Linked DNA regions of Mus musculus: region 1 is linked to region 2. The links are chromatin contacts, found by Hi-C or POLR2A ChIA-PET in ENCODE. All regions are on one chromosome and are shown on one strand. The core of a region is the stretch at or near the end of the contact, and the rest is flanking DNA. Distances in the headings are between cores, read along the strand shown. Region 1 holds the start of Pdha1 (pyruvate dehydrogenase E1 alpha 1). Region 2 holds the start of Phka2 (phosphorylase kinase alpha 2).

Region 1 (4,296 bases), core at 36-2,535, 360 kb before region 2:
GCCGGTTCAGATTCAAATGGTGGTTTTCCATTCCTTGATGCAATTCCTAGAGAAGGACATTTCGACCTTTCTACAACCTCCCCACACTGAGCAGAATTGCATCAAATCCTAAAGAAATCAACAGAACCAGAATTACAAGTCAAAGCCTGATGACAGTTACACCAAGAGAAGGCAACCTCTGTGTGGCTAGAGGTCAAAATGCTAAAAGCTTAGGTATTAGACAGCTCTTAAAGCCGGGCCATAAGTCTTAACCTCTAATCCCAACTCTCCGAAAACCATTGCTGTTTTCTTTCGCTACTTTGAACTCTAAGCCTCTGTGTGTTTAAGGGTAAAGGCGGCTTCCTCTGGGTTATGCTCGATTGCTCGAAAATTGACTGCCAAGAAAAAGTTCAGAGGAGCAGGGAGTGGAGGAAGTTTGTTTTCCGTGAACCTGACCTCCCTGAACCTTCCTCAGAACAGAACACAGGTGATCCACAAATGCTCACGCAGCTGGACACCGGCCCTTGGCAGGTGCCAGGCAGAAGGGTTGGCATTCGTGCCACTGACCAACTCAAGATAACCACCCCCCCAGAAGGTAGCGTCCTCAGAATCTCCATTATGGAGATGAGAGAACTAGGCCCTCAGACGAGTTTTTACATATCCTGCTTCTTGATGGTTCCTGGTGCCAAGGCTAGTAAACGAAGAAGTCGGAGTGCGCACGGAACCTGACTCCCGGGACTGGGAGCTCTTTATTTCGTCTTACGTGGCCTCATAGCCAAGAGCAATGACATGAAGGAGAGTGGAAGTCAGCGGAGTCCAGAGAGGCTGGAGCAAGCCCAAGCTCCGCCTCCCAGTGTCCCGTAAGGGACGAGCAGTTGTGGGGCGCTGCAGGGGAGCTGGCGTGAAGCTCCGCTGGGGGCGATCGGGGGAAGCACAGCGGACCGGGCCCGTTCTCAAGCCGCTCTTCCCCCGGCCAGTGGCGACACGGACTGCGCGGAAAGCCCACCCAAGTCCCGCAGCTCGTCCCCAGCCCCCAGCCGTGCGCTCCAGGGGGGCCCGGTCCGCCCTCTTCCTGCCCCGCCTCAGGCCGGCTCCAGCCCCACCCCGGCCTCCCGGGATCAGGCGACCTCACCGGCTTCTGCGCAGAGCCTGCCAACACGCGGGATACAGCGGCAAGCATCTTCCTCATGGAGCGCAGCAGACTCACGCGGCGGCCGCGGCACCCAGGCACTCAAAAGGAGTGGTGCGGGCGTCCCCAAGTCTCCTTGAGGCGCCCGGAGCCGAAGCCACGCCCAAAACGCAGTGACGGAGTCGCGACGGCATCACACGCCGCGCTAGTCTGCAGGCCAACCAGAATGGTTGCTGGCGATGGCTACGCCCTTCTGAGGAGGAACATGTGGCCGTCCATTAATTAACTAAAAAATGAGGTGGGGCTGTGGCTGGAGGGTGAAGAGGCCGGTGTCCCAGGGCGCCTGCGTGGGAAAGTGGGGGGCCCCGGGGCGTGGGGAAGAGGCCTCTCCTTCCTTTTGCCCTGAGTACCACAGACCAGCGAAGAAGTGGTGAAAGCGGGTCCTGCCCTTTGCCCAGTCGGGCCTGTGGTACAGCTTTGGCAGGCAGCCTTGTTCCATTACACAGAGAAGCCATGGTGCCAGGGCAAGAAAGACAGATCATCTGGTTTCTAGAAATGGTCCTGCCACTAATTTGTCTTTAAAAGGTCACATATTCCTTGCAAAGTGTTGCCCTGGTTGACTTGGGTGAGATTTAACAGTTAAATGCTGGATGTTGCTGGGTGTGGTGGCACATGCCTGTCATTCCTTCCTTAGGGAGTCTGAAGTCAGATGATAGCCAGAGTTGGAGGTCAGGCTGTCTGTTCAGTTCAAGACAAGCTTGGACTACTTAGCGAGGCTATCTAAAAAAAAAATCAAAATAAGTAAATGAAAGCAAATATTAATCGTTGACCATAGACATCCAAGAGTTTAGCTTTAGCGTTTATTCTTTGATTTTTTGTTAGCTTGCTTCTTTTCATGGGGGACTCAGTTATAGACAAGCAGTTTGTCTGTCCTTTATGCTTGGGAAAAGGCAGAATCCTGTATCTCCTGTGTTGTTGTTACCCAAACACTATTAAGATTAGGACACGAGACTTTATGAGAACACGGGAAACGTGCAGATGATGATTTCTCAAAGTTCAAACTGTTGCCTGGATCGGTCAGCTTCACATTATCACTGGGTCAGAGAAACAGAGGCTGACTTTTCCATTCAAATGTCCAGCATGGATTGGCCAGGTAGCATTTCTAGGAGGTCACTTGGGAACCCAGGATAAAAAGTCCTCTAATATTTGCATTTATGATCTCCATGGATGAAGGATGAAATGAGTGCTGTAGTGATGCATTATAACTCACGGGAAAGAAAGAGCCACAGATCCTTCACAAATACGCAACTGAATAAGAGAAAAGAGCAACATTGCCTGGAATTCTGGTGCCGGAGAGGCAGAGACACGAGGATCCCAGGTGCTTGCTTGTCCATCAATCTAACTGAAGTAATAGCCAGGATAAGTAAGAGACCCTGCCTCAAAAAGTTTAGCTGAAGAGTGACTGAGGAAGACTGACCTGAAATTAACCTTTGACTTCCGCGTGCATGTGCACACACAAATATACACAGATTGAGTGGGTGGGAATCACCACTTCACAAAGACACCATCACCACTGCAGGCAGGAATTATCAATAGAAGCTAAAATGAATGGCAGGAAAAAATGAGAAACAAGACTTTTGCATTATTACAAAATATCCTCCAACAAGAAATTTATCATTACAAAAGTTAATGCCTTAAAGAAACTGCCCTGGGGAAACAAGGGAACCAGTGTTTTCATAACTAGAATATTTTCGTTACAACCTTTTCTTTGTTAAAAAAAAAAATTACAAAGCCAAGGCTCAAGATGGCTCAACAGGTAAGAACACTTGCCACCAAGTCTGAGGGCTTAAGTGATTTGTCCTTTCATGTACACACACACACACACACACACACACACACAGAGAGAGAGAGAGAGAGAGAGAGAGAGAGAGAGAGAGAGAGAGGCACACAAGTACAGAAATTGAAAGAAATAACAATATGTACTAACCAGTACCCTCAGAGCTCCCAACCAAAGAAAACACATGGAGGGACCCATGGCTCCAGCTGCATATGTAGCAGAGGATGGCCTAGTTGGTCATCAATGGGAGGAGAAGCCCTTGGTCCTGTGAAGATTCTATGTCCCAGTACAGGGGAATACTAGGGCCAGGAAGCAGGAGTGGGTAGGTTGGTGAGCAGGGGGAGGGGGGAGGGGGGAGGGGGTTTTCAGAGGGGAAACCAGGAAAGGGGATAACATTTGAAATGTAAATAAAGAAAATATCTAGCCAGGCATGGTGGTGCAGGCCTTTAATCCCAGCACTCAAGAGGCAGAGGCAGGTGGATTTCTGAGTTTGAGGCCAGCCTGGTCTACAAAGTGAGTTCCAGGACAGTCAGGGCTATACAGAGAAACCCTGTGTGTGTGGGGGGGGGGGAGAAAGCGAGAGATACTTTGTGACTCTGTAGCAAATGAGGACAAATTGTAACTGGTGGTTATCTATGCCCTACAACGATACTTTATGTGCTAAAACATACACAAATACACAAAGGGGGCTGGTCAATATAAGGGAGGTCAGAGAGATGAAGAAAGGGTTGCCCAAAGCAGAAACCCAAGGAAGAGAAAATCTTGAGAAAAGAAGGCTCCTTTACCTTGGAAGAAATTGGAAATGAAGGTCTTTCTTTTCTAATCCCTCCCAAGGCAATCCCCAGGTTATGGTGGGTTTCTCTGGACATTTAGAGCTACTATACATTTTGGCTTTTGACTTTTCCTTTGCATATCTCCTGAAAGTTCTTGAGCAAGCTGAACTTTAGGCAAGTCATGGTCCTTTGCCATGCTCTGCACAGCTTCAGGGATTGGCCTAACTGGGGTGCGGAGGGAATGAAGGCAGGGCAAACACAGAAAAGCTGGAATCCTGTTGGTTGTTCTCAATGATGTAGGTCAGTCACCAACTGCAGCTACAACCTGGACTCTTGGTATGTTTATTTTATACATCTGAATCAAGACAGTAAGTGTGATGTACATAGAAGAATAAGGAGTAGGTCTTATGGCATCCAGGTGAATAAGGATACAGGTTTAACTAATCTTGGGAGGTCTCTTGGGGGAGCAGTCTTAGGCTATGGTCATCCAGGAGGAAGCTGTGGTCGACAACGGTCAACATTTGTATTTCCACCAGAGAAAAGCTTTGCCATCCTCTCTGAGCCTCATCTAGGGAAGG
Region 2 (3,982 bases), core at 712-3,211:
ACAAGTATCGCCATTCCTGGCTTTAAAATATATGCTTTTAAAATATATTTAATAGATACGTTCTTCACTATGAAGAAACCCTTATAGTCCCTGGTATGTCCTCTCCTTGACTCTCAATCTTATATAGCTGCAAGAAGTTGGAGCAGAGACAAATTTAACATTCTTTTACACTATGGTAATGGGAAAGTAAAATGATTCCAGGTCATCTAAACTAAATTATTACAGAAATAGTTTAATTTGGTTAACTGGTTAGTTTTTTCAAGTTGATTAAGAATGGACCCTCCCAATTCAGAGACAGGGTACTTTAGGTTCAAAAGACATGATATTTCCACTTTGCATGCTGTCCTCTAAGACAGAGTCTTAAGCTTCCAATGAGAACACAAGCCATCCTAAAAATAAGCAATGATGCCACCTTTTAAATACAGAAGAATATATGAAATCTCCAGGAAAGGTACATAGAAAGATTACTAAAGGGATTCAATTATGGTAATTGAATGCTTAATCTTACTCCCTAGGCCACAGCAACTCCTACATGGAAGTACATTGTGCACTGTTTCATAACTTCAGTGCCATTATTAAAACAAATAATGAGTTGAGAAAAGAATGGTAAGAAGATATGAGGGGAACTGCCCAATGTAAAACATATACATGCACCAAGGCTTGAAAAGAATGTTGAAAAGTACTCGAGCTGGGTGTGGTGGCACGTACTCAGAATCCCAACACTTTGGATGCCGAGGAAAGAAGTATTGCTGTGAGTTTGAGGAATAGTCTTGGATACATAATATAGTTGAGAGCAGCCTAGGCTACATGACAAGACTCTGTCTCAGAGAAAAAGTATGTGGGCTGATAGGGGTTGGGTGCTTTAGTTAAAGACTAACTATAAGGGGAGTCAAATAAGCAGGACTCATTTTCAGTCCATCAACATTGAGCCCTAGACACATGTACAATCAACTCTGTGCCAGGTGTGGTGGGAGATACCAAGCTATTTCATAAGCATCTCATAATCCAGTTAGAAAAGTATGCCTCAGTTAAAATGTAAACAATACACTATTTCCAAATGGTGCTGAAAATAGCTCTGGTTTAAGTGCCACTCTGAGTCAAGTATGTGCTACACGCACTTGACCTTGTCACATTACAAGGCATGAGGTTTACCCCAACAGATAAAAACAGTAAAAGTCAAACAACTGAAACAGTAACACAAATGTCTATATAAATCAGAAATGGAATAAAGTGCAGTTCGAACTGACTCGTTGCCCCATCTTTACTGAGGAAACTGCTATAGGAATCCAGAAAATTGGAAACGCTAATGAGTGGGCTGACCTAGTCTTTAAGGCAAAGGTAAGTTTTAGACAATGAAATGGGTCAAAGTGGAGAATAACAAAGTGCTTGTGGAAGCAATTACATTAGAACAGCTGCCCAGTCAAATTTATTTGTGGGCCAGATTTTGATGGACAATGAAGACAGGATCAAAGAATGCGGCCTGTGGTTAGCAACCTTGACAACTAATGGGATGCCAAATTTCAAAATATACTATTATAAATGAACTGCAAAATTCTCCCAGGAGCTAAGGCCAGGAGCCACGGGTACCAGGAGTGTATGTGGAGGACAGTACTCAGGCCTCCCTTTCTTGCTTTCAGTGCTGAGCTCCACTATGGGGACTCTGTCCTCAGGTGAGGCCCAGGACAGGGCGGGGCTATGACGGCCGGTCATCCGAAGGATGCCCAGGCGGCCCAGCCTCTTTCTAGTCTCCGGTGGGTTTGGCGGCTCCGCTCAGGAGACCTTGTCATTGCCGACCCAGAAAGCCGACTTGTTCTCTGCTTCCATCCAAGTTCTCCATACTCCTGCGGGCTGCCCCATTTTCCTTCCTGGTCAGGCCATGACAAGGAGGGCTCCAAACCCCACGGAGGAGGCGGACTGGGGGCGGAGCTGCGAGCAGATCGGTACCGCCCCCCCAACGCGTTCCTTCCGGGCGGGACTGCACGGGTTCCGCTTCTTGGTTCGGGCCGGCGTGAGGGGTGGCCTCCGTACCCCGGGGGCCGCGACCGAAGGACTCTGCTCCTTTAGCCTCAGCCGCGGTTGGAAGCAGGTTGAGGTAGGAGCAAAGTCAATAAAAAAAACTGAATTTCCGTTAAGAGCCCAGCTCCCCGCCGCTCCCAGCGGCCTTCCTCTGTAGACCCTCTCCCTTTAGGCGGAGACTTGGAGAGTCCGCCCCACGAGGGGGGCGGAGCCTAGTAAAGCTTAGGTGAGCTCCCAAGCAACCCGGAGCCGCCTCCCAAAACAGAGGGGTACCGCCAAGGCCTTTCTCCAGCCTAGTGCCCAGTCTAGGTTCTGTCGAGCATGGTGGTGGGACTAGAAACCCTCGGGGCAGCTGCTGACCGGGAGGAAGCCGGGCCGCGATAGCGCCACCCCCGTCTCCTCCCCCGCACCGCCCAGCGGCGCGACACTCTGGTTGGCTCGCCTTGCAAGTCATACTTTGGGTCTCTCAGTTTGAAAACTCTTCCTCTCGGCCCCCTTTGAAGAAACTCATTGACGCTGAATGTTTTGAGGACCAGGTCAGCTTGGAGGCGGCAACTTTGGCGGACACCAGCGGGCAGGTCCAGCTCCGTGGCCCATGAGCTTGGGCGAGATGCGGAGCAGGAGCAATTCTGGGGTCCGCCTGGACGGGTACGCGAGGCTGGTGCAGCAAACCATCCTGTGTTACCAGGTAAACAGAGAGCAGCCCAGAGAACGGTGGAAACTGCCCACTGATATAACTCATTCTCCCCAAGGCCTCTGTCACTCATGAGAGCTTGCATTTATTTAAGAGGTTTCCGACTTTAATCCAGTCCTTTGCTAGCCAGTTATCACCCTACTCCCTTATCGCTATTTTATTCACTTTACTCACAAGTCAGGCATTCTGGCTTTTGAACAGTTGCTGCGGCTGCTTTGCAGAATTCTGGGACCTTTTTTTTTCTCTCCTCTTCCTCCTCCCTTCCTCTTTTTCCCCCCATCGGGACACCCCCCTCGAGGTCCTTCCTTACTGCCTCTTTTGGATGAAAGAAGTCTGTTAGGTTGGACAGAGCACACTGAAGGAGAACAGTGAACTAACTCTACTCTGGGAACAGTAGGCAGGAGTGAAAAACTCCCAAGGCTTGCATCTGACCAGAGTGTGGGCAACTGTTACTGCCCCTCCCTTGTTAGAAATCCCCCTGAGAGGACCCTATGACCACTCTGGTTGCTGCTTTACAGCCAACAAAACTTCTGGGCACAGAGCATCAGCATCAAGGGGTCCTGTGAAACTGTGCATATAATCTCAGGTATGAATACGCCTGCTATGCTTCCTGCTTGGCAAAAGTTATGTGTGAGTGCCCAATGTAAGACCACTGAGCTATTTTTGTTCAGAGCAAAGACATCAGCTATATTGCTTGCCTTCAGTTGGCAGCAGCTATTTTTAGGGCTTTGAGAGTCAGAGAAGGAAGTAGCAGTTGGTGGTCATTTCCAAACCATTAACCTTTTTTTTTTCTTCTTAGCTAATTCCTTGACCTCTCACTCAGGAAGAATTTATTGTGTATCTTTTCTATGCAAGGCATCATACAAACTACATAAAATGAATAAATGGTACTGCCAGTGGTGTGACTTAGTGGTAGTTTACCTGGTAGTCTCAAGGCCCTGGATTGGATTGCAGCACTGTAAAAGAAAAAAAAAAATGTTCATAGCACAATACGGTGAATTTTATGAATAACGTAAAATAAGTTCAGTGTTTCTTGTTTGAAACACGTTGGGGCCAAATGTGGCTTGTAAGCTAGAAACGTCTTGATTTTAAAAATCATATGCATACTCTATAAGCATACTCTAATAGCCAGAGTAGTCCAGGCAGTACCCCTTAGTTACAGCCACTATTATTTCTCCATTGGAATATGAATGTTCACACTAAGCAATAAGTAAAGACTATAAAAAGAGTTTCACATTAGATCAGCTTGTCTTTGCCACCAAAAGAAATTTC

Evidence for each region. Hi-C counts contacts between places; a loop is a spot of excess contacts on that map. ChIA-PET counts read pairs that join two places held with the same protein, here RNA polymerase II (POLR2A).
Region 1: a map of heart shows a loop between it and region 2 (2.4-fold over the local background). The contact joins the promoter of Pdha1 here to the promoter of Phka2 in region 2. A Hi-C loop is called at or near these places in 1 of 37 maps with a recorded cell type or tissue (heart). POLR2A ChIA-PET finds 5 or more read pairs at or near these places in 1 of 5 experiments (Patski).

What each region holds. Positions count from the first base shown.
Region 1 is chrX:160,137,145-160,141,440 of GRCm38, forward strand. It overlaps Pdha1 (pyruvate dehydrogenase E1 alpha 1), which reads right to left and starts at 1,286. Exons shown (of 11, transcript NM_008810.3): 1 at 1,112-1,286. The coding sequence starts at 1,168. It overlaps Gm39547 (a long non-coding RNA gene), which reads right to left and starts at 1,103. Exons shown (of 2, transcript XR_878293.1): 1 at 637-1,103.
Region 2 is chrX:160,500,201-160,504,182 of GRCm38, forward strand. It overlaps Phka2 (phosphorylase kinase alpha 2), which reads left to right and starts at 1,962. Exons shown (of 33, transcript NM_172783.4): 1 at 1,962-2,704. The coding sequence starts at 2,627.